Regions from separate parts of the Homo sapiens genome. Here regions 1, 2, 4 and 5 are each linked to region 3. Evidence: chromatin contacts called from ENCODE Hi-C or POLR2A ChIA-PET data. All regions are on one chromosome and are shown on one strand. Each heading gives the region's core, a stretch centred on a gene start or an enhancer-like site at or near the end of the contact. The rest is flanking DNA. Distances are from core to core; before and after follow the strand shown. Region 1 holds the start of PDE4A (phosphodiesterase 4A). Region 2 holds the start of ZNF136 (zinc finger protein 136). Region 3 holds the start of SWSAP1 (SWIM-type zinc finger 7 associated protein 1). Region 4 holds the start of ILF3-DT (ILF3 divergent transcript). Region 5 holds the start of DNM2 (dynamin 2).

Region 1 (3,537 bases), core at 62-2,561, 950 kb before region 3:
GGGGGGGGGGGGCGGTGGGACACGCGGGCGCGTGCACTCCCCCCGCCCAGCAGCCATCCTTGGGGGGGTTGAGGGGGATGGGGGCGCACTCGGATCCCGCTCGCTCTCTGCTTGCTCGCTCGGCGCGGCGCTGGGGGAGGCGGGAGCGTGAGTCACGGCGACTCCCGATTTAGGTGCCGGAAGGGGGGCTCTGCTGGCGGGGGCCGCAGGGAGGAGGCTCGCCTGTTTACTCGCCTGAAAAGGGCACGGGGGTGCGCTCCGCGGCTACCTGGGACCTTCCTCAGTTTACCTCTGGCAGAAGCGCTTTAGAAGAGGCAGCGATGTATAGAGCGGTGGGCCGGCAGCTGCGGTATCCGCCACAGGGTGTCTTCCTGGAGCCACAAGGGAACCAATGGGACACACCCCAGAAACACCCCAGAGGCCCCAGGCCGACCACACACATACACTCACGCACACGCACACACTAACATACATAGACGTCCTCCGACACTACAGTCAGACGACAGAGGCCGAATCGCGTGCACAACTCCGCAAGCACACACCGACCACAAACGCATCCAAGCGCTTGAGAACACATTCACAGTCCCCAGGCCACCTGAAAAAAGACCACGTAGGGATGCACATCCTCCAAATAGGTAGCACATGTGCGCACACATCCTTCACCCACAGACACACACAGTTATACACACAGCCAAATCCAGAGAAACGGGCAGACAACAGCAGCCAACCACGTGCGCACACACACTTCCAGCCGACACTGAAAACACAGACAACCCTCGGAAGAGGCCACGTGCGCGCACATCCCGCCCCGGGCCCGCACCATCACTATCCTCCGACGCACAGACAGGAGATCCCACACACTCTGCCGCCGCCCGCTGCAGGTACCGCGCCGGTGGCACTAGGACCACTCCTCAAAAACTGCCCCCCGCCAGGGGTAGCGGCGAGGACACGCCAACACCGGACTCCGCCCTCGCCATGATGGACCGACTGACTGACACTCTGGCAACCAGTCCGGTGTCTGCTTCCAGATCGGATTAACCGTTTAACTCCTTCGTGCCTGTGCGCGCCGCGGCCAAGCAGGGTGCTTTGAAGACAGACGAGTTCCAGCGCCCCCTCCCAGCCCGGAGCGGGGATCTGCGTGGGCGGGAAGGGCCCCCCTCCTTAGGTAGCTGCCCCCCGCTGGCCCGGACGGAGGAGGAGGGGGGCGGCGCTGACAGCCGCGGCGGGCGGGGGGCGGGGAGGGGCGGGACGGGGCGGAGGAGCCGGGGCTGGCGCCGAGCGGGCCGCGGAACGCGGAGCGCGGAGCGCGGAGAGCGCCGCCGGGCACTGAGCAGAGCTCCAGGCGCCGAAAGGAAGCTGCAGAGCCCGGCCCGGGGGCGATTGGCCCGCAGCGCCCCCGGGTCTGTCCCCGGGGCGCCATGGCCCTACCGCGGCCGGGCGCACCCGCGGGGCCCTGGGCTCGCTGGCTTGCGCGCAGCTGAGCGGGGTGTAGGTTGGAAGGGCCAGGGCCCCCTGGGGCGCAAGTGGGGGCCGGCGCCATGGAACCCCCGACCGTCCCCTCGGAAAGGAGCCTGTCTCTGTCACTGCCCGGGCCCCGGGAGGGCCAGGCCACCCTGAAGCCTCCCCCGCAGCACCTGTGGCGGCAGCCTCGGACCCCCATCCGTATCCAGCAGCGCGGCTACTCCGACAGCGCGGAGCGCGCCGAGCGGGAGCGGCAGCCGCACCGGCCCATAGAGCGCGCCGATGCCATGGACACCAGCGACCGGCCCGGCCTGCGCACGACCCGCATGTCCTGGCCCTCGTCCTTCCATGGCACTGGCACCGGCAGCGGCGGCGCGGGCGGAGGCAGCAGCAGGCGGTAAGACTCCCCGCGGCGGATGCGCGCGGAACGGATGGGCGCGCAGGGAGGAGGCAACTCGAGCTGCCGGCCGCAGGGGGCGCTAGGATGCGGGTGGGGTCGGTTTGGCTGGCGGGGGCGGAGGGAATTCGGCTGCGGGGGCGTCTGGGACCTGGCCCCTGGTTGTGCGCTCTACGGGAGGCTTCCTGCTGAAGCCCATCCTGGGGTCCATTTAGGGGGCGCCACGCTGCGCGTGGTGTTAACGAGGTCTGGGTTGGGGAAGGGGGCTGCACACTTAGGGGTCTGTATTCTTGGTGACAGTGCAGAACAGCTGCTAAGCTGGGAACCACTTGGAGGGACCTTCCTGGGGGCACTATACTGAGGGCTAGATTCGCAGTGTTTGGGGTACTCTTGGAGCACTCCATAAGGGGGTGCCTGCTAGGACCAGGATCTTTACTTCAGGGTGGGGTGCTCTCAGGGTCCTTCTAGGGGATGGAGGACTCTATTGCGGGGATGTTAGTGGACTCCTCCTGCAGCAGCTGGGGTCAGAAATCCAGAGGGTGCCTCTTGGGGGAGCACTGTTTTGGGAGCCTTGCGTTAGATTGGAGTTCCCCTCTCAGGGCAAGAGTGTTAGCGTTAAGTAGCTGTTCAGAGGCAGGAAACAGTGGAGGGGGGGCGCAGTCCCAGCACAGAGGGAAGGAGTCCCTGACTGCAGAGGTGACAGCATAGTGAGGGTGCATGTGTGTTGAGCTTGGTCTCCTCTGAGGGTATTCTCCGATTGACCTCCGTTTGCTCCAGCTGTCCGGGTATGACCAGCTGTGGCTACCTCAGTTGTGTGCTCTGTGTGAGCTTCTGGGGTCTTGTGATGGTGACACGATGACTCTGTGTCCTCCAGGGACAGTGTAATTGTGACAGTGTGACTGTGTATTTCCAGGGTAGTGTGACTGTGTGTTTCTGGGACAGGGTTTGCGACAGTGACTGTGTGTGCTCCAAGAATGCTGTGACTGTCACAGGGTGACTGTGGCCTCATGGGATGCAGTGATTGGGATAGAGTGACTGTTTCTGCTCCTAGGACAGTGATTGTGCAATGGTGTTGGTGGTCTAGGGACAATGTGATTGTGACAGTGTCATTTCTGGCATGCAGTGATTGTGGCACTGGGGTGTTTACACTTGGGGAACAATGTGATTGAGTTCGTGGAACAGTCTGTGCTCCTTGGACACTGTGATTGAAACACAGTGGCTGTGTGTTAGTCTTCACCAGGTGCTCACGTCTGAGCGTCGGTGCTCTGACATGTGGTCTGTGTTCCCTCTGCCTGGTGTATCCTAAGAACTGGTGTCCTCTAACCACCTGGTGTTCTTAGTTATTGTTCCTCCTCTGATGGTGCTCCAGGGTCTGATTGCTTGTGCTCCAGCGATGTGTGCAACTGACAGCTTTGCCCGTGTGCTCTACCTGGATGCCCCACTGCTGGGGATATCACCAAGACGGTCAGATTTGGGCTCCTTATCCCTGGAGCTCCTGAGTGAGGCCTCTCTAAGATGTAGCCCTACTCTTCCTAAGTCTCTTTGGGGGTCTTCAGCAGTCATTGCAGCCCTCCAGGCCACCCCCACCTCTGTTCTGATCACCCCCCAGCCCCAGTCCCCCTGCACCCTTCTACCCACCAGGAAGCAAGTGTCACGGGCCCAGCATACATGGGCTGACA
Region 2 (3,841 bases), core at 695-3,194, 790 kb after region 3:
GGCCGGTGATCCACACTGAGACTAATCTGGAGCCTGCAAAGGGAGGGAAAGGGAGCTCCCCCGATTGCTTCCTGGGCAGCCTGCCTTCCCCTGTAGGTAGTCTCCAGCTGCTCCGAACAGCTCCAGCTCCAGCTCCAGGAGTGTGGATTCTGAGAAGCTGCAGAGCCCTGGAAAGCAGGAACTTCACAGGCAAATGCACGTGCGGGTTTCTCTCCTTTCTGAGGTTGTACCTCTAGTTTCCCAAGGTAGTTTTCCGGAAAACTTTTTGTTTTTTGAGACGGAGTCTTGCTCTGTCACCCAGGCTGGAGTGCAGTGGCGCGATCTCGGCTCACTGGAACCTCTACCTCCCGGGTTCAAGCGATTCTTGTGCCTCAGCCTCCCCAGAAGCTGGGATTATAGGCGCCCGGCTAATTTTTGTAATTTTAGTAGAGACGGGGTTTCGCCATCTTGGCCAGGCTGGTTTTGAACTCCTGACCTCAAGTGATCCGCCCGCCTCGGCCTCTCAAAGTGTTGGGGATTACAGGCATGAACCACTGTGCCCGGCCTTGATTTTTCTATGTATAGAGTTGCTGCAGTCAGGCTGTAATTTGTATATATGAAGAAAATATGTAAAGATCATATTTAGAGACTCATTTAGGTAGCGTTCCAGAGAAATGGTTTATGAGCTAGAGAGGTTGGAATTTCAAGGGGCCTAAATTGACCACAGGTGAGAGTTTTCTGCTGGTGTAAATTATTAAGGTATTGAAGGAGGGAGCGTTCCCACATTGTGATGCTGTGACAGGAGGGCATGTTGAGCTCCCAGAGTTAAATCCTTAGGTTTCCTGCCTCATCATCAGGGTCTAATGTACTCTGTGGCTCCACTTCAGCAGTCACTGACTCTTAAGCTTGGGAATATGTTCTACCTTCTGAATTCATCTTTTCCTTTTTAAATGTTCTGAAGTGCCCTGCTTATCTGAGCTAGTTCAAATTTTCGCTTTACTTCCCTTTTGATTTCTTTACAGATTACGGAAATAGAACTTGTTTTTCCATGTATTTAATAATTTTATTCACTTGTTGGCAGTTTTTTATTTTCTTGGGTGAAAATGAGTAGATTGATTTGGGAGGCGAAAGTGGGAGGTTCACTTGAGGCTAGGAGTTCAAGACCAGCCTGGACAACAAACGAAATCCCGTCTCTACAAAAAATTAAAGAATTTGCCGGGCTTGGTGGCATGTACCTGTAGTCTCTACTACTCAGGGGACTGAAGCGGAAGGTTCGCTTGAACCCAGGAGATGGAGGCTGCAGTGAGCTATGATCATGCCATTGCACTCTAACCTGGGTGGCAGAGCTAGACCCTGTCTCAAATAAATAAATAAAGTAATAAATAAGTAAATAAAGTAATAAATAAGTAAATAAAGTAAAAAATAGAGAGAGATAAAGAGGTATGGTATGAGAAAGCCTTGGGCACGCTTCCCATATCCTCATCCCAAATTTCCGATCCCTGGGAATATCACGCCCTTTCTTCTGTTCCAGTCCTGCCTGGAACTCCCTGCGCACACCTGTGACTCCTCATGCAAGAGGTAGATGAAGAAATGACCCACTGAGTACAGGAAGTATCTCCTTTGGTAAACCCGGATTAAGTTCTGCTAAAATGCAAGTATCTCCCATCTCCCCATCCCCCGCAGACCAAGTACAGTGAAGGGGACGAGGGGAAGAAGTCCACCCTGCGTTTGAGGGCTGGGGCCAAGACCCCTCATTCCCGCTTCACTCATCTATGCTTCACATCTCCTGTCATTCACATCTGTCAAGATGCAGGGGGCAGAGCCCGAAGCTGTACCCAATCAGGGGCACCGGGGAGGAGCTCTGCGATCGGTCCAATCAGGCGCGCCGTCGGGGACGCAGCTGCAGACGTTCAACCTTCTCGCGGGATTTTCATTTCTCGCGTCTGCCGTACTTGGTTTCGCTTCGCTAGTCCCAGAGGCCCAGAGTGGCTCGCCTGGAGTCTCTGTGGCGCGGTTTCCTGTACCTGCCTTGGGATCCGGAGGGAGGAAGCTGGGACACCCGGGAGTCAGGAAATGGTGAGTGTGTCGGGCCCTGCGTCCCGAGACAGGGAGGAGGGGCTGGTTGGACGACCGGAACTGGCTGTGGCGCGGCCCGGGCCTTCCCGTGGGCGACTCTGGGTCTGCGTACCGAGTCCCTCTGGCGCAGCTCAGCCCTTGGTACCCTCGGCCTCAGGGTGGGGCTGGGCCGGCAGCCGGGACCCCGGGCGTCCTCGTCCCGCCCTGTGCCGCGATTGCGGCCCCGGCCCCGAAGACCCAAGTCTCTTCAGATTGTGCGGGGCCCACGCGAGGGTCATGGGGTGGGGGAAATCCTGACTTGTGCGTGGAAGGAGCTGTGGTGTATGAGGTTCCCAGTTCCTTTTCTCTCCACAGAGGACACCCGTTTTTCCCTGAGTTTTCTAAGTGTATGGGATGCAGGGTCCCAAATCCTCACTCTGTCCCCCAGCCTGCTGTTTCCAGGGCTTGCAGTAAATCCCCAAATTTCCTGTTCTCTTTTCGCTTTTCCAAACGCCAACCTCTCCCCTTCCATTCACGACATTAGCAACCGTTTCTCCTATATTCTACATTTCAGATATTGTGCTTTCATTGTTTATTTTTCAACAAAGCAATGGATTACTCTTTCATCAAGGTTTGTTTTCTGTTCATAGCCTTGACACTCCGCTGTAAGAAACCTTTGTGCTTGTCCTTTTGTCTCCTCTATGCACAGATACCTCATCAGAATGTCTTTGAGTTGAGGTTCCCCTTTGGAATCTTTACAGGGTGATATGCCTTCAGCGCCCCCTCCTATTTATTTTTTCCTGGTTCTGGGTTTCAAAACTGTCTGGGGCTGACTCAAGCTGCCCACAGCTGCCAAGTCTCTTGGAGGATCTAGTGAATATTGGGTCTTGGGTGAGTCTTCCTAGAGGACAGTTGAAATAGAAGGCTGGGAGAATGCCCTGGGACTAGGATAAATCTAGCATACCCTGCTTCTAAATAGCCAACCTCTGGGGGCACTCAGCTTTTCCTCCCCCAACCCCAGTTTCCATCCTTTGGAGACACACTGGTGGTCAGCCAATCAGATGCTGGTATTGAGGATTGAGAAAAGAAAATTTTTTGTGTGTTTTGAAAGAGTCTCGCTCTGTCGCCTAGGCTGGAGTGCAGTGACGTGATCTCGGCTCACTGCAACCTCCATCTTCTGGGTTCAAGCGATTCTCCTGCCTCAGCCTCCCCTGTAGTTGGGACCACAGTTTTGCGCCACCACTCCCAGATAACTTTTTTTTTTTTTTTTTTTTTTTGAGACGGAGTCTCTCTGTCGCCCAAGCTGGAGTGCAGTGGCGTGATGTCGGCTCACTGCAACCTCTGCCTCCCGGATTCAAGCGATTCTCCTGCCTCAGCCTCCCCAGTACCTGGGACTACAGGCGCATGCCACCACGCCCGGCTAATTTTTTGTGTTTTTAGTAGAGACGGAGTTTCACCTTGTTAGCCAGGATGGTCTTGATCTCCTGACCTCGCGATCCGCCTGCCTTGGCCTCCCAGAGTGCTGGGATTACAGGCGTAACTGTACCCGGCCTCAAAAAAATAATTTTCGTCTGATAAATGTGGGTCCTTTTAAATGAACGGGCACATAGAGACATTCAAGTGATACAGCAATCACCTTCTAACTCCCTGAAGCTATGAATTCATCTTTTGAAACTGCTATTGCCACAAGTAGGTATAATCAACTTACTAATGCAACACGGGACCCTGGAACCCACACCCTATAGCTTAACAGTGCATAGCCACGCGCTTATCAATGTTACTTCTGTAAATCAGTGAGAATTCCTGA
Region 3 (3,563 bases), core at 132-2,631:
TTGGAGTGTTGAAATGTGAGGTGAATCATGCGTTGTATATCTGCTGGGGGATGGGGGCTGAGGTGGCGTGTTTGACAGCGCAGTGTATCGGTGTGCTTCACTGTGTGTGTCTGTGTGTGTAGTGGCAATGTCATAGTTGCGTGTTTTGCAAGAGAAAGGGTGTGGGGGATGAATGTGGGACAGAGTTTGTATGGGATGCTTTGTGTCAGGATAGGGCAAGGTTGGAGCATGTGGATGATGGGGATTCTGAAAGTAGAATATATTCAGAGATGCCATGGTGTGTGTGTGTGTGTGTGTGTGTGTGTAGAGGGGTGTGAGTGAGCCCAGCTGTGTGAGTGGGTGTGTTGGGGGATGTCGTGGAGCTGTTTTCTGGTCCCAGAGGGAGAGAGAAAGCCCAGGAAATCTCACTTTCTCCCTGCCCCTGGGTCTCCAGGCAACGGCACCACTTTGGAGTTACCAGGAGACAAGGTTGCCAGGGCAACACAGGCGTGAGTGGCAGCTCTGGGGCGAAGTCTGGGTGAGAAGATCCAGCCAGGGATCACGATCATTCACTTTGTTCCTCCCTTTCTCCCTGTTTCTCATCAATCCCACCTCCCTTCCTTCATTGTCTTAACGAGCACGTATTTGAGAACCTACAAATGTGCTAGGTGCTATTCTCGGTACTGGAGAACAGAAGTGAACAAGACAATGTCCCTGCTGTATCTCTCCTTCAGTCTTCCAGCTCCTGTCTCTTTATCTCTCCTGCTTCCTTCTTTGTCCTGCGGTCCTGCCTTCCCCCCGTACCACAAAGGCGGCCCCACAGAACCCCTTAGCCAGTGAGGAAGTAAGTTGAGAGGCTTCATCTCACAGACTTTCGGGGATGGCCGTTGATGTTTTGTCCACGAGCCTGTGTCCCCAGACACACACTCCGGCCCATACTCAGGTGCACAGAAAGACAAGCACACAGCTCATCCCCCTCTCCAAAACTCTCAGTTGTCATTGGATGACATCAGCAAAACCACACACAAATACATGCCGATCACAATACTCCTCTGAGATATCATAAGCCCCATTTTACAGCAGGGCAAACTGAGGCTAGGAGCCTTTAAATAATATGTCACTCATTCTGGTCTACTCCTCCAACTTTCAACCCTTATATTTGTCTGATTAGCTGACAATAATAGTATTCGTGCTGGTTCCCCCAGCAGCCTCCCTCAGGGAAGGGTCTTATTTCCCTCGAATGCACCCATTCCTCCGCATAGGTTCTAACCATTTGCCCATTCACCTGAGGAATCGAGTTTTGATGGACAGATTCCTAGACCAATAGAGAAACTAAGTGAACTGTACCGATGCGGCCACGGCTTGGGCGGGACTAAGGCTGGGAACGAGCCACCGATTGGTCAGAGCTACGCGGCGAATGGCGGAGACGCTGAGGCGGGTGCTAACCAGGGGCGGTGCGGCCTGGTCCGGGGAGGAGAACATGCCTGCCGCCGGACCGCCTTTGCTGCTGCTCGGTACACCAGGATCTGGAAAAACAGCGCTGCTATTTGCTGCGGCCCTAGAGGCGGCGGGGGAGGGCCAAGGCCCAGTCCTCTTCCTGACACGAAGGCCTCTTCAAAGCATGCCCCGCGGGACCGGAACGACTCTAGACCCAATGCGACTCCAGGTAACCGTGGGGGTGGGAGCAGAGGCGTTCTAGCCAATGGTGGAGTAGATCCGGGATATTGAGTAACAGGTAGACAAGCCAATGGAGAGGACGGTGGAAGAGCGAGCCAGGGCAGCCACGATGGGGCGGAGTCAGGCAGGCGGAGTGAGGAGTGGCACCACGCGGAGCTTAGTTAAGATTGAAGTGAGAGCCCATCCAATGATGGGCGGTGTTAGCAAGAGGCGGTGCCCAGAGATTGAAGTCCGGCCCATCAAGGGGCGGGGCTAAGCTTGGGTCCATTCTGGACCTGAGTTGGTTCCTGTTAGTGTCAAGGATGGGGTCAGACCGAGAATGCTGGGGGAGGGTTTTCCGTGGAAAAATTGCGCTAGAGATTTGGCCAAAAACAAACAAGCAAAAATGGCTTGCCCTCAACTAATACTCGGCAGTGATGAGTGCTGGAAAAACGGGCGAATATAAGAATATTTAACAGCTCTGAACTGGTTCATCCTGGAACCAAGGAAAGTATGCAAGGAGGCAGGGTTACTTTTAAGGAGTCTGGCTTCCTGTGCTGAATCCGGCCCTTTCCTTCTGTTTCTCCTTCTAGAAGATCCGCTTCCAGTACCCACCCTCAACCCGAGAGCTTTTCCGGCTCCTGTGCTCTGCCCATGAGGCCCCGGGGCCAGCCCCCTCCCTTCTGCTGCTCGACGGCCTAGAAGAGTACCTAGCGGAAGACCCAGAGCCCCAGGAAGCCGCCTACCTCATTGCCTTACTTCTAGACACAGCTGCCCACTTCAGCCACCGGCTTGGGCCTGGCCGGGATTGTGGGCTCATGGTGGCCCTCCAGACCCAGGAGGAAGCAGGTAGTGGGGACGTCCTGCACCTGGCACTGCTCCAGCGGTATTTTCCTGCCCAGTGCTGGCTGCAGCCAGATGCACCAGGTCCAGGAGAGCACGGCCTCCGAGCCTGCCTGGAGCCAGGCGGGCTGGGCCCCAGAACAGAGTGGTGGGTGACTTTCCGATCAGATGGAGAAATGATGATCGCTCCGTGGCCCACCCAGGCTGGTGACCCCAGCTCAGGCAAGGGTTCAAGCTCTGGAGGCCAGCCCTGAGCTTTGGTGGGTGACTACCTCTCTGTGCTTCAGTTTCCCATGGCTGGAATACTTACCTCAGGGACATATGCAGATCCAAAGACCTAAACAATGTAAAGTGCTTTTTCTCTTTTAAAAGTATAGCATTATCTTGTATATATTTTACCCAATCAATATGTTGTTTATAGTTTCATTGCTTTAAACTTTATAAAAAGAGCTTCAGGCCAGGCGTGGTGGCTCACGCCTGTAATCCCAGCACTTTGGGAGGCTGAGGCGGTCAGATCACCAGAGGTCAGGAGTTGGAGACCAGCCTGCCCAACATGATGAAACCCTGTATCAACTAAAAGTACAAAAAAAATTAGCTGGGTGTGGTGGCAGGTGCCTGTAGTCTCAGCTACTCAGGAGGCTTAGGCAGGAGAATTGCTTGAACCCAGGAAGCGGAGGTTGCAGTGAGCCGAGATTGTGCCACTACACTCCAGCCTGGGTGACAAAGCGAGACTCCATCTCAAAAAAAAAAAAAAAAAAAAGTTTGAGACTTCCTTCTTTTTGCACTCAACGTTGTTACTAAGATTCATCTACATTTTTTTAGTTCATTCCTTTTTCCATATTGCATATAATTCCATGGGTGACTATACCCTGATTTCTTCATCAGATTGCCTTATTTACTGCTGCGAACATTCTTGCACACATGCCCTGGTACGTGTGTGTGTTTTTAGGGGCCGAGACAGGTGGATCACCTGAGGTCAGGAGTTCGAGGTCAGCCCGGCCTACATGGTGAAACCCCGTCTCTACTAAAAATACAAAATTTAGCCAGGCATGGTGGCATGCACTTGTACTCCCAGCTACTTGGGA
Region 4 (3,433 bases), core at 547-3,046, 720 kb before region 3:
GCAGCTGTGTCAAAAGAAAAACAGAGTCTACAAATCTTACTAAATACAACCATTGGCAAACAGTCATATTTAATGGTTCAGAAAAGGAGAGACAGTAAAGGAATTTTTCTTTTCAACTTTGCTCCGGAGGAGGCTGTCTGGAGCCCATTCCTTTGGCCTCGACTTTTCAGTGTTATAACTGTCCTTGAAGTAAGCTGGCTAAGCAGAGGAAAACTTGTTCTTGTTTTCTTTTTAACCCTTACCCCCTGCCACATAATCACATCTTTACACTTCTTTTTTTTTTTTTTTTTTTTTTTTAAGATGGGAAGTCGGAGTCTCGCTCTGTCGCCCAGGCTGGAGTGCAGTGGTGCCATCTCGGCTCATTGTAACCTCTGCCTCCCAGGTTCAAGTGATTCAAGCCATTCTTGTGCCTCTGCCTCCTGAGTAGCTGGGATTATAGGCGCACACCACCACACCTGGCGAATTTTTTTTTTTTTTTTTTTTTGAGGCTGAGTCTCACTCTATCGCCCAGGCTGGAGTGCAATGGAGCAATCTCGGCTCACTGCAACCTCCGCCTCCTGGGTTCAAGCGATCCTCCTGTCTCAGCTTCCTGATTAGCTGGGATTACAGGCGCCCTCCACCACACCCAGTTAATTTTTCTATTTTTAGTGGAGACGGTGTTTCACCATGTTGGCCAGGCTGGTCTCAAACTCCTGACCTCAAGTGATCCGCCCACCTCAGCTTCCCAAAGTGCTGGGATTACAAGCGTGAGCCACCACGCCCAGCCAGGAAACCCATTTTCAACACCTCCTTGCTCTTTTTTTTTTCTGAGACAGAGTCTCGCTCTGTCGCCCAGACTGGAGTGCAGTGGCGCAATCTCGGCTCACTGCAACCTCCGCCTGCCAGGTCAAACAATTCTCCTGCCTCAGCCTCCCAAGTAGGTGGGACTACAGGCATGTGCCACCACACCCGGCTAATTTTCTTTTGTATTTTTAGTAGAGACGGGGTTTCACCATGCTGGCCAGGCTGGTCTCGAACTCCTGACCTCGTGATCCGCCCGCCTCGGCCTCCCAAAGTGCTGGGATTACAAACGTGAGCCACCGCGCCTGGCCTTCCTTGCTCTTCTTGCTCCAAATCCTGGGAACGTCTGAATCAACAGGCGGACATCTGTCAAACCTTCCTAGCAACTACGCCTGCGGATGGCCAACCTGACCCTGGAAGACAGTGGGGTTTAGTTAAGCACAGATTGTACATCGGGGGCCTCATAAGGCGCCTGGAAGCATTCAAGAACACCACGCTTGTAAGGACAAAGCACTCGGTCACGGGCGCCTTTACTTCGGAGCTCCGCGCTGCTGCTGGACGAGCGTCCGTTGAGTCCCAGCCCCAATTTTTCCAGGAAATGGCGGTGAGCCCTCTAGTGAGATATTTTTTGGCCTGGGCCTCAGTTTCTCCATCTGTCAATGGGGGAAGGGGAAGGCGGGCTAGAGGACCCCGACCAGGTCGGCTGCAGCCTTCGGAAGCTACGGCCCAGGGACGCCACACCAAGGCAGGTCTGCGGGACGAAAGAACCCAAGAACCCGGGCGCGCATTGGCGCCGGTCCCGGGCTCAAGGGGCAGCAACGAGGAGACGCTGGACCTGGCCGTTCCTCGCACACATCTCTAACCTTCTGTGCCTCTCAAGGGAGATGGGGTGAGCATAGCCACCTCCACTGGAGCCCGAAAATCCCCGGCCGAGATACCGCCACTAAAAAGGTACACATGCGTCAAAGCCTCTCGGAGCCATTTCCGCTAACGTACTCAGGGCGACGGGCGTAAGATGGCGGCCGCGCAGGCGCAAAATGTCGCAGCCGTAGGGAGGCTCCGCCTCTGACGCTTGCCTTGCATCACGTGGTAATGGCCGCTCAAAAAACGCCTTAGCGAAAACCAGAGCGTGCCCTCGTCACGTGATGGAGGACTCCCAGTACGGCAAAGGGAAGGCGCCAAAAGTTGTCAGATGGCGAAGGAAACCGCGAAATTCGCCATTGTCACATGATGGAGCAACCTATCGAAAGCGGAGGGAAAGGTGCCGAAGTCACGTGACTACGCACGCAAACACTCCCGCTTGCACCACGTGCAACTCACGCCCACCCCCTCAGCCCCCCCCTTATCTCTTTTCGCCCCTCCCTCCCATTTGGGTTGGGCCTGCGTCGAGGCGCAACGCGGCGTCAAAGGGGGCGGGGCTTCAGCCGGTCACGTGTTCCCGCACCTCCCCGGCGCGCGCCTGCCCGCCCGCCCGCTCGCCCCCGGTCCGGACTCCTCCTCCTCCTCTTCTCGCCATTGCAGTTGGACCCAGCAGCCCGGCGCGCACCGCGTGGCTTTTGGGGGCAGACCCCGGCGGGCTGTGGCAGGAGGGCGGCGGCGGCGGCTGCGGTCGAAGAAGGGGACGCCGACAAGGTAAGCGTCAATGTGGCGGCGGCCGGGCCCGCTCCCGCCTCTGCCCCTCCCCCCGCCCGCCCTCAGTGAGATCCCCACTGAGGGTTCGCGGTGACAAGGCTGGAGGGATCCCACGCTCGCCGCCTCCGCCCGGTTCCCTCATCCCGGCGCCTGGCCCGTTCCTCCCTTGCCGGCCTCGCTCCCGCGCTCGGCCGTTAACTCTCTTCCATTGTGCGGAGGAAACAAAATGGCGGCTGCGGCGGCGGCGAGGACTCGGTGCGCGCGCAGCCGCTCCCCCCCGCACGCGGCCCCTCGGCCGGCGGCGGCGCCACGCGCGGGGGGGTGCGCGCGCACCGGGCCCCCGGCTGCCGCCTCCCCGCGGCTGGGCTTTTGTCTGTTGCGGGGGTCCTGGGGACGCGCGCACGTGCTTGGAGCACACACCCCCTCGGGTCCCGAGTTCCGCGGCGGGGCGACCCCCCTTCCTCACTCCTTCCCTACCCCCTCCTCCTCTTTGTCCCGGTCCCGCCCCCGATTCCAGGAGAGTCCCAGGTTCCCGAGGCGGGAAAAGTCGCCTCCTTTGTCCTCACAGGTCGCGGAGAGGCGGACCCCCTCCTTGGAAGCCCCTTCCCACGCGGATTGCTGAGGAAGCCTTTGTGGGTTCGTCGGGTTTCCAAATCTCTGGTCAGCCAGGCCTCTCTCAGATCAGGGTCAAAACTTGAGAGGGTTTCAGCTTTTTCTTTAGTTAGTTTGTTTTCATTGTTGAATGTTTTTCCAGATTGTTAGTATTTGCCTTCTCTAGACCGGCAATCTACTTGGGTGCAAGCCTGGGCCCCGAAACGTGGATGCTTAAAACCCATTTCTACCTTTATTTTCTCAAGTAGTTGAACGATTGAGATTCTCGAGGTTACTCATGAGGTTCTGCCCCAGTTAATTCACCGCCTGGATGAATTATTTGGGGTGTACGGCGGTCTGCATGCTCCTCCCCCAGTTCAGTGGCCAAATTTGAGGAGAATGAGGGATCTCTTCTCCACATTTCCAACAT
Region 5 (3,719 bases), core at 1,058-3,557, 660 kb before region 3:
ATGTAATCCACAATTCAAATCACATCAAAAGTGCAACTACTTTTATCAATTTATGTATTTTTCCAGCAATTTTCCGTGTGTACATATGGTTTTCATGCATGTCAGCATCCTTCACACACAGTTCTGTACCTTGCTTGTTTTTTCCTCTTAGTATATCTCAAATTATTTATACTTCAGTACATGAAGAGTTTCCTCAACGTTTTTGTTTGTTTGTTTATTTGTTTTTGAGACGGGGTTTTGCTCTTGTTGCCCAGGCTGGAGTGCAGCGGTGCGATCTCAGCTCACCGCAACTTCTGCGTCCCGTGTTCAAGCGATTCTCCTGCCTCAGCCTCTCGAGTAGCTGGGATTACAGGCACGCACCACCACGCCTGGCTAATTTTTTGTATTTTTAGTAGAAACGTGGTTTCACTATGTTAGCCAAGCTGGTTTCGAACCTCTAACCTCAGGTGATCTGCCCTCCTTGGCCTCCCAAAGTGCTGGGATTACAGGCATGAGCCACCGCACCTGGCGCTTTTTGCCTATTTCTTTGAGACCTGGGGTTTTGGGTCACAAAACAGGCAAATGCCATGAGCCACCCTCCTCCTCTTTCTCCATCTTCTTGTGCTGCCTCAGGTCAGAGCACTTACCTGCTCCTGCCTTCTCACTGGGTTTCCTTGTCTCTGGCCTATTTGTCTCCAGAGGGGTCAAAACACTTCAAATCCTCCTATTTGTCTCTGTCCACTGTCAGGAGTTCCAGTTCCCAGAACCCCAATTTTGCCTACAAAATAGCGTGTCTTTTCACGGGGAGAGGATTTGTTGAGTTTTAGTGGGTACTCAAAAAGATCTAAAGCCAGTTGGGGGGGTTCACACATGTAATCCCAGCACTTTTGGGAGGCCGGCCTGTGAGGGTCGTTTGGGCGCAGGAGTTTGAGACCAGCCTGGACAACACAGCAAGACCCTGTCTCTATAAAAAATAAAATAAAAATAATTAGCTGGGCATAGTTGCGCACGTCTGTGGTTCCAGCTACTCGGGACGCTGAGGCGGGAGGATCGTTTGAGCCCAGGTGCTTGTTGAATTGAGCTATGAGTGCACTACTGCACCCCAGCCTGGGCAACAGAGTAAGGACCCAGTTTCTAAGAAAAGAAGATTCATTAGCTAGACGCGGTGGCTCACACCTGTAATTCCAACACTTTGGGAGGCCAAGACGGGCGGATCACTTGAGGCCAGGCGTTCGAGACCAGCCTGGCCAATATGGTGAAACCCCGTCTACTAAAAATACAAAATTAGCTGGGCGTGGTGGCTCACACTTGTAATCCCAGCTATTCGGGAGGCTGAGGCAGGAGAATTGGTTGAACCGGGGAGGCGGAGGTTGCAGTGAGCCAAGATCGCGCTACTGCACTCCAGCCTGGGTGACAGAGTGAGTACCCCGCCTCAAAAAAAAGAAAAGAAAAAAGATTCATGATCTGCTAAAGTTGAAGAAGTGGGGGAAAACATTGGAGTGTTAGCGGCGTCAAGATCGGGCGTGAGCAGAAAGGGCACAGCATTTGCAAAGGCGTGGAGGAGTGATTTTATTGCGTTCTATCCCTAGGAAGCAATGACTTGGCCTCTACCATTTGCAGAGCGCATTGGGACCCTGCTCCCAGAGCTGGTTTGCAGTCTGGGAACTGAGATGCGCTCTGGGACTTGTAGTTTTCCCCAGTGCCAGGAAACTCAAAAATCGAGACATCGGATCCCACCACGAGGTGTCGCCCTTGAGCGAGTACGGTGGGATCTATCCTATACTTCAGAAGGCTGTTGCAGACATCCAACAATCACAAGGAAGAACGGGAGTTTTTCTGATTGACAGATATGGTTCTCAATGATAGTCAAGATTCGGATGTTAAAGCCCGCCCTCTTTTGCCTGGTTGGCTGGAGCAACGAAGTGATATTTATATGAACCAATGGGAAATTCTTAGGGAACGAGGTAGTAGCTCAATCCCCAACACCATTGGTCCACATTGTCTACTGGCACGTCTGCCTGCCAATAAGATGGTGGAACTTCGCCAATGGGCAGAGCCAACGTGCCTTTTTCGGAAACACCCCCTTCCTCTCTTGACAACTTGCTTTCTGCCGCTATTGGCTGTTGCACAACAGTGACGGTTCTTTTGTCCAATAAGTCAGCAAGACGGTCCCCAGGGGGAAGGTTTACTCAACCATAGGCCCGTGCCTAGTTTTTATTGGCTAGTGTATCCGAGTGGCGGTGCAGCAGGCCAGTCGCGTGCGGCGCGAGTGCTTTGGGCGCAGCCCCCGGGGCCGGGGCGGGAGGTCGCTCGGGTCGGGTGTCGCCTGAGAACCGGATGAGGCGGCGACCGTGAGGCCGAGCCGGGAGCGGGCGTCTTGCCGAGGCCCGGGCGGGCGGGGAGCAACGGCTACAGACGCCGCGGGGCCAGGTCGTTGAGGGTCGGCGGCGGGCGAGGAGCGCAGGGCGCTCGGGCCGGGGGCCGCCGGCGCCATGGGCAACCGCGGGATGGAAGAGCTGATCCCGCTGGTCAACAAACTGCAGGACGCCTTCAGCTCCATCGGCCAGAGCTGCCACCTGGACCTGCCGCAGATCGCTGTAGTGGGCGGCCAGAGCGCCGGCAAGAGCTCGGTGCTGGAGAACTTCGTGGGCCGGTGAGCGGGCGCGGCAGGGATCGCGGGCGGGTGGCGGCCTAGGGCGCGGAGGGCGGACCGGGAATGGCGCGCCGTGCGCCGCCGGCGTAACTGCGGCGCTTGCGTGCCCGCGGCGGGGAACCGGACGGGGTCGGGGAGGCGGGCCCTGTGGGACGCCCTGGGCAGAGGACTCCCTGCAGGGGCTCCGGAGCAGGCCCGGGCCCCAGGGGCGGTGTCACGGGCCAGGGCGCCGTAGGACAGGAGGTGCGCTGGAACCCTGCGGTCCATCTGGTCCCAGCTTTCGTGGGTGAAGTCTGCCATCTGGTTGGCCGTGGGTCTGGGGTAGATCCCTCTTCTGCTCTTTCGGGCTGTCCATCAGAGGTGAAACCGGCCATCTAGATATCTATTGGGGCGACCGCTGCGGTCTGGCTGGCTTGTTCTTGTATCTGGAGCTGCCCCCGCCGTCTGGTTGGCTGTCTCTCTGTCCTGGGCAAGCCTCCCTGCCACCACCATTTGGTTGTCCATCTGTCCAGTCCCACCTGGCAGCCCCCTGCTGTCTGGCTAGCTGTCCAGGGTGACCTCTGCTGTCTGGCCGCCCATCCGTGCCCCTCACAGACTTTAACACTGAGCAGTCCCTCTGTTGGGTGACACCAGCTGGCCTCTACTGTCTGACTGGCTAGCTGACTCCTAGGGGACCCTGTTTGATTCTCTCTGGCTGACTCTTACAGCTTGATTCCTGGCTAGCGCTGGCTCCTCTCTTCCGTGTGAATTCTTCTGTCTGTCTGGCCATCTCCTAGTCTGCCCATGACTACCCCTGAGTGTCTGGCACAACGGCTCTGGAAAGGGGTGGTAGGAGGGTAGAGGGGAGAACAGAGCTGAAGGAGGAGGTTTGGACCCTACTTCCCCTCTCAGCTGGAAGGAGGACTCTGGGGGTACCTTACTTCAGGATTCCTTTCCGAGTGCTAGAACACAGGGGCCCGCCTCCCAGCTACAGCCTACAAATTGGGGGCCCTCCTTTGGAGCCTGGGAAGGGGCTTCTTGCGTGATCAGGCCTCAGTGGCTAGCGCTGGGATGTAGCCTTCTCTGGACAGCCTTGAGAAGCCGCGGT

The links. A loop is a pair of places that touch in the nucleus more often than their neighbours do. ChIA-PET counts read pairs that join two places held with the same protein, here RNA polymerase II (POLR2A). Pooled maps may share reads with other maps.
Region 1: a loop to region 3 is called in a pooled map, with 2.3 times the contacts of the local background. The contact joins the promoter of PDE4A here to the promoter of SWSAP1 in region 3. A Hi-C loop is called at or near these places in 1 of 168 maps with a recorded cell type or tissue (CD8-positive, alpha-beta T cell) and 5 of 50 pooled maps. POLR2A ChIA-PET finds 5 or more read pairs at or near these places in 3 of 52 experiments (GM10248, activated T-cell and activated naive CD4-positive, alpha-beta T cell).
Region 2: a map with no recorded cell type shows a loop between it and region 3 (8-fold over the local background). The contact joins the promoter of ZNF136 here to the promoter of SWSAP1 in region 3. A Hi-C loop is called at or near these places in 1 of 37 single-sample maps with no recorded cell type and 3 of 50 pooled maps. POLR2A ChIA-PET finds 5 or more read pairs at or near these places in 1 of 52 experiments (activated CD4-positive, alpha-beta T cell).
Region 4: a pooled map shows a loop between it and region 3 (14-fold over the local background). The contact joins the promoter of ILF3-DT here to the promoter of SWSAP1 in region 3. A Hi-C loop is called at or near these places in 1 of 168 maps with a recorded cell type or tissue (CD8-positive, alpha-beta T cell), 1 of 37 single-sample maps with no recorded cell type and 7 of 50 pooled maps. POLR2A ChIA-PET finds 5 or more read pairs at or near these places in 2 of 52 experiments (MCF 10A and PC-9).
Region 5: a map of CD8-positive, alpha-beta T cell shows a loop between it and region 3 (18-fold over the local background). The contact joins the promoter of DNM2 here to the promoter of SWSAP1 in region 3. A Hi-C loop is called at or near these places in 1 of 168 maps with a recorded cell type or tissue (CD8-positive, alpha-beta T cell), 1 of 37 single-sample maps with no recorded cell type and 9 of 50 pooled maps.

The regions. Positions count from the first base shown.
Region 1 is chr19:10,419,227-10,422,763 of GRCh38, forward strand. It overlaps PDE4A (phosphodiesterase 4A), which reads left to right and starts at 1,312. Exons shown (of 15, transcript NM_001111307.2): 1 at 1,312-1,858. The coding sequence starts at 1,539. RefSeq lists enhancers at 105-984, 2,165-2,354 and silencers at 1,205-1,674, 1,905-1,954.
Region 2 is chr19:12,161,152-12,164,992 of GRCh38, forward strand. It overlaps ZNF136 (zinc finger protein 136), which reads left to right and starts at 1,945. Exons shown (of 4, transcript NM_003437.5): 1 at 1,945-2,055. The coding sequence starts at 2,053. RefSeq lists enhancers at 1,786-1,875, 1,886-2,045.
Region 3 is chr19:11,373,285-11,376,847 of GRCh38, forward strand. SWSAP1 (SWIM-type zinc finger 7 associated protein 1) reads left to right here and starts at 1,382. Exons shown (of 2, transcript NM_175871.4): 1 at 1,382-1,645; 2 at 2,229-2,885. The coding sequence starts at 1,397. The coding sequence ends at 2,732. RefSeq lists a silencer at 1,212-1,291 and enhancers at 1,392-1,461, 1,682-1,731, 1,962-2,041, 2,062-2,111.
Region 4 is chr19:10,652,076-10,655,508 of GRCh38, forward strand. It overlaps ILF3-DT (ILF3 divergent transcript), which reads right to left and starts at 1,797. Exons shown (of 1, transcript NR_024333.1): 1 at 1-1,797. ILF3 (interleukin enhancer binding factor 3) reads left to right here and starts at 2,271. Exons shown (of 20, transcript NM_017620.3): 1 at 2,271-2,412. RefSeq lists enhancers at 279-781, 782-1,283, 1,149-1,318, 1,559-2,028 and silencers at 2,119-2,358, 2,439-2,598.
Region 5 is chr19:10,715,772-10,719,490 of GRCh38, forward strand. It overlaps DNM2 (dynamin 2), which reads left to right and starts at 2,308. Exons shown (of 21, transcript NM_001005361.3): 1 at 2,308-2,632. The coding sequence starts at 2,472. MIR638 (microRNA 638) reads left to right here and starts at 2,633; the gene lies at 2,633-2,732. RefSeq lists silencers at 1-35, 2,167-2,836 and enhancers at 1,387-1,576, 1,767-1,886, 3,327-3,466.